Regions from separate parts of the Homo sapiens genome. Here region 1 is linked to region 2. Evidence: read pairs that join two places in POLR2A ChIA-PET (ENCODE). Cell type or tissue: CD4-positive, alpha-beta T cell. All regions are shown on one strand. Links, peaks and the distances in the headings refer to the core of each region. The heading gives the core; the rest is flanking DNA.

Region 1 (2,817 bases), core at 282-2,781, 150 kb before region 2:
TTTTTCATATTGGAGTAGGTGACAACTGTAACATAAAGCAAAAACCCACATTAGATAATAAATATTTAAAAAATTATTATTTGGTTTTGAGACAGGGTCTAGCTCTGTTGCCTAGGCTGGAATGCAGTGGCAGAATCATGGCTCACTACAGCTTCAACCTCCCAGGCTCAAGCAATTCTTGCACCTCAGCTTCCTGACTAGCTGGGATGACAGGCATGTACCACCGTGCCTGGCTAATTTTTTTTTTTTTATTATTTGTAGAGACAGGGTTTTGTCATGTTGCCCAGGCTGGTCTTGAACTCCTGAGCTCAACTGATCCTCTGGCCTTGGCTTCTCAAAGTGCTGGGATTATAAGCGTGAGCCATCACATCTGGCCTATTATTCTTAAAAGAACAAAAAATTTATCTGATCTATTTAATGATACATATAATTGTTCATACATACATAAATCATATGCCATCTTCATAAAGTCATTAGTACTGCTTTTATAAAATTAAATCTAAGTTTTTCTCTTATTTTGACAGAGCTCTAATTTCTAAAATGCTCATAAATTTTCAGTTTTCTGCTACATGTATTAAAATACATGCCACCTGCAACCTACCAGCTACTCGTTCTAAAACCATAGTTTCCCAGTGGTCACCTAACATCCATCCATCCAACCAATCTTCTTCCTTATTTGAAAACTCCACTGCATAACTGCTAATTTTTATGTAGAGATTTTTAAATGAAAATTCTGGTTAATAGATAGGTGGGCAACAGTAACTACCAAGTGAAGTCTATAAGCCAAGGTGTATGGACCTCTACATAGTGGGTTGTAAATGCTTGATATGGAAAGAATTAAATAAGGAGAAAAGAATGAGACAGAGTTTGGTGACAGTCCCAAGTTCATACTTGCCCAGCTTGGCTTAATTCTACTGCACATCCTTCTTGCCCCAAATCACTGTGGTATGTTACAATCTAGACTATTTGGTTTTTTACTTTGTTATCCCAAGAATCTCAGCAGCAAAAGTACCAAAGAACACAAATACTCTAAAAACATTATTCTTTAAAAAATATGGCAGAGTGATGCTTGCAAAATGGAAGGGTAGGAATTGTTGTCTGGTTCTCCACACCCTATAGAATTTCTTTTTTTTTTTTTTTTTTTTTTTTGCCTGCACAGAAGATTAGATTTTATTTTATTTTTATTTTATTTTATTATTATTATACTTTAAGTTCTAGGGTACATGTACACAATGTGCAGGTTAGTTACATATGTATACATGTGCCATGCTGGTGTGCTGCACCCATTAACTTGTCACAATTAGTATCTTCTCAGTGGCAAGACGACTACCCTGGATCTCTTGGAACTCAGGATGGTGTCTCATTGTACCACAGAGCTGAGAAAAATCTGAGAACAGTGTATTAGTCCATTTTCACGCTGCTATAAAGAAATATCCAAGACTGAGTAATTTATAAAGAAAAGAGGTTTAACTGACTCACAGTTCTGTATGACTGGGGAGGCCTTGGAAAACTTACAATCACGCTGGAACGCAAAGGGGAAGTAAAGACCTTCTTCACATGGTGGCAGGAGAAAAAGACAGAGAGTGAAGGAGGAACTGCCAAACACTTATAAAACCATCAGATTTGTAAGAACTTACTCACTATCATGAGAACAGCATGGGGGAAACCACCCCCATGATCCAATCACCTCCCACCAGATCCCTCCCTCAACATGTGGGGATTATGGGGATTACAACTAGAGATGAGGTTTGGGTGGGGACACAGAGCCAAACCATATCAGACAGTAAGGGAAATGGTGCTTTGACTGCAACACCCTTCCCCTAAGCCCACATATGCAGAAGTCCCCTGGATGCAAGTTTTCTATGGTGGAAAAAATGAGTGGGAAGTGGCTATTCGGCCTATTGTAAGCATAGTATGTAAACCTCTTATATCTTTAATATGAAGATTAAAGATAAAACTATTAAAAATAATTATAACTACAACAATTGATAGTGGGATATGCAGTTTTAAAAGTTGTAAGTTGTAACATCAAAAATTCAAAATATGTGGCTGGACAAGTTGGCTCATGCTTATAATCCCAGCACTTCGGGAGGCCGAGGCAGGCAGATCACTTGAGGTCAGGAGTTCAAGACCAGCCTGGGCAACATGGTGAAACCCCGTCTCTACTAAAAATACAAAAATTGCCTGAGCAAGGTGGTGCACACCTGTAATCCCAGCTACTTGGGTGGCTGAGGCATGAGAATCGCTTGAACCCGGGAGGTGGAGGTTGCAGTGAGCTGAGATCATACCACTGCACTCCAGCCTGGGTGACAGAGTGAGACTGTATCTCAGAAAAAAATTCAAAATGTGAGAGAAAAAGAGGAGTTAAAGTACACAGTGTTTATTAAACATTTTTAGCAATCAAAGTTAAGTTGTTACTAGATTAAAATAACCTGATATAAGCAAATATCAATAAATCTAAAGGGAAAGATAGAGTACAAAACAATCATAGTAGACAACTTTTTTTTTTAACTTTTATTTTAGGTTCAGCGGTACATGTGCAGGTTTGTTACATGTACAGGTTGTGTCATGGGGGTTTGTTGTACAGATTATTTCATCACCCAGATACTAAGCTGAGTATGTAATATTTATTTTTTCTGATCCTCTACCTAGTAGGAAACTTCAGCACCCCACTTAAGCAACAGAAACATTATCCAGACAGAAAACCAAAAAAGAAACATTAGGTTTAAACTGCACTCTTGACCAAATAGGCCTAACAGACATTTACAGAACATTCTATCCAGCGGCTGAAGATTACACATTCTTCTCAATTGAACA
Region 2 (2,817 bases), core at 72-2,571:
AGGATTTCAAGGTTACAGTGAGCCATGATTGCACTACTGCACTCCAGCTGGGCAGCAGAGCAAGACCCTGTGTCTACAAAAGAAAAAATAATAATAAATAATAATGTCAGGATAACAGGCATGATCCAGAATTGTCCTGGGCAAACTGGAACATATGGTCATCCTGTTCATAACCTAGCTTTGCCATTTAAAAAATAAAAATCTCTGCCGGGCACAGTGGCTCACACCTGTAGTCCCAGCATTTTGGGAGGCCAAGGTGGGTGGATCACCTGAGGTCAGGAGTTCAAGACCAGCCTTGCCAACATTGTGAAACCCCGTCTCTACTAAAAATACAAAAATTGGCAGGGCGTGGTGGTGGGCACCTGTAATCCCAGCTACTCGGGAGGCTGAGGCAGGGAGAATTGCTTGAATCCGGGAGGCGGAGGTTGCGGTGAGCTGAGATTGTGCCACTGCACTCCAGCCTGGGTGACAGAGCGAGACTCTGTCTCGAATAAAATAAAAATAAAATAAAATAATCTCAGACCAGAATGCCAGCTAAAAAAGTAAAAAGTAAAAAATAAAAATGTTTATTTATGTTTTATCACAGTATTTTATTTTATTAGTAGTATATTTCATGGCCAGGCGTGGTGGCTTGTGCCTATAATCCCAGCACTTTGGGAGGCCGAGGTGGGTGGGTAAGCTGAGGCTGGGTTCGAGACCAGCCTGACCAACATGGAGAAACCCCATCTCTACTAAAAATGCAAAATCAGCCAGGTGTGGTGGCACACGCTTGTAATCCCAGCTACTAGGGAGGCTGTGTCAGGTGAATTGCTTGAACCTGGGAAGTGGAGGTTGCGGTGAGCCAAGATGGCGCCACTGCACTCCAGCCTGGGCAGCAAGAGCAAAACTCCATCTCAAAAAAAAAAAAATAGTATATTTCATTACAGGATCAAGGGATCCTCCTGACTCAGCTTCTGAAGTAGCTGGGACTACAGGCACAATACCATCATACCCTGCAAATTTTCGTATTTTTTGTAGAGACGGGGTTTTATCATATTGCCCAGGCTGGCCTTGAACTCCTGGCCTCAAAGTGATCCTCCCACCTCGGCCTCCCGGAGTGCTGAGATTATAGGCATGTGCCACCGTGCCCAGCAACAGTATTTTTTAAATAACAATTTAAAACCAAGGATGTGGCTGGGCACAGCGGCTCATGCCTGTAATCCCAGCATTTTGGGAGGCCCAGCACTTTGTGAGGTCAAAGCAGGTGGATCACTTGAGCTCAGGAGTTCAAAGCCAGCCTGGACAATATGGTTAAACCCCATCTCTACAAAAAATACAAAGGTGGGACTACAGGACTACAGGTGGGACTGTAGGGACTACAAGTGGGACTACTCCCAGCTGCTCAGGAGGCTGAGGTGGTAGGATCACTTAAGCCCAGAGGTTGACGTTGCAGTGAACTGTGTTCATGCCACCACACTCCAGCAAGGGCAACAGGGCAAGACCGTGCCTCAAAAAATAAAAATAATAAAATAAAACCAAGGAGGTATGAAGAGGTAGGGAGACGTGACTGTTAACCAATATTGCAGGAAAGGGTTAACATTCAAACAGTCTAGAAAATCACTTTGGTTCAAGTTTTATCTTTGACAGTTCTGCTTAACGTAGCAATATTGTGGCTGGAAAGATTTGGAGTTAGAAAACCTTGTACGCTTTTTTCAAACAAAGGTGACCTATTCATAAATAGGAGCATTAACAGCTGACAACGTTGCACATAAAAGATTCCTGGCCGGCACGGTAGCTCATGCCTGTGAGCACTTTGGGAGGCCAAGGCAGGAGAATCACCTGAGGTCAGAAGTTCGAGGCCAGCCTGACCAATACGATGAAACCCCATCTCTACTAAAAATACAAAAATTAGCCGGGCATGGTGGCATGTGCCTGTAATTCCAGCTACTCAGGAGGCTGAGAGAGGATAATTGCTTGAACCCGGGAGGCGGAGGTTGCAGTGAGCAGATATTGTGCCATTGCACTCCAGCCTGGGCAATAAGAGTATAACTGTGTCTCAAAAATAAATAAATAAATAAATAAATAAATAAATAAAAAGATTTCTGTTTTACTTCTTCAAAATATTCCATAAATGAAACAATTTTAGTTTAAAAGCTCACTTACCTCTCTAAAAACATCCCACAGCATAAAAAAAATTGTGCAGTAATGTGAATTTACAATTCGTATTTTAAAAACACAGGTAAAAATGAGTTTGAAAACTTTAAGGCTCTAAAGAAACCAACTCAACAAAGACAGTTTCAATCTTAGCCAGATTTTAGTCTCCATATGAATGTTCTGAGTGGCTTGGCAGATTCTATTGGACATACCTCAAAAAGTTTCGAGTGTTAGAAGGAAAATACCCCACGACCCCACCCACTGCCCACATAAATTTTCCAATGTAGGCTTAACCCACAAAAGTGGGTTCCAGAATCATCATGTAGGGCACAGTGATGTCCAGAGTCCCAGAATAGTTTTAGACCAAACCTGACCTATCTGGGCAGACCAAAGAATAGGGCTCATTAGCTCTACAACAAATATTCCCCAACTCCATTTCCTAGTCTTCCCTGGCGCAAACCCAAGCTGTAAGCGATGCCCAAAACCAGACTAGACACTGATGTTAGGAAAACAAGGCAATATTCAGAGGGGAATTTTGAAATAGTGTTGCTCAGTGAAAAATACATAAATTAGGAGTCAGAAGGTCTAAATTCTATCTTAGGCTCTACCACTAGGTCTAAGTAGGACATTTCACTTTACTTTGGACACAAGATCCAGTATAGAAAAGGAAAAAAAGTAAAATGC

What was found. ChIA-PET counts read pairs that join two places held together with the same protein. Peaks named below come from ENCODE experiments on the same cell type or tissue, not always from the same donor. Only the 100,000 strongest peaks of a DNase experiment are listed, where the experiment ranks them.
Region 1: POLR2A ChIA-PET joins it to region 2 with 8 read pairs; 5 of 35 experiments call an interaction of 5 or more read pairs at or near these places.

What each region holds. Positions count from the first base shown.
Region 1 is chr10:74,327,439-74,330,255 of GRCh38, reverse strand. The region is part of intron 4 of ADK (adenosine kinase); the gene reads right to left. Among named protein-coding and RNA genes, the nearest start is that of ADK, 180 kb to the right of the region's middle. In CD4-positive, alpha-beta T cell, for the core only: no CTCF peak of the experiment used is centred there; a DNase peak (open chromatin) is centred at 1,545.
Region 2 is chr10:74,181,606-74,184,422 of GRCh38, reverse strand. All of the region lies in intron 1 of ADK (adenosine kinase), which reads right to left. Among named protein-coding and RNA genes, the nearest start is that of ADK, 32 kb to the right of the region's middle. In CD4-positive, alpha-beta T cell, for the core only: no CTCF peak of the experiment used is centred there; no DNase peak of the experiment used is centred there.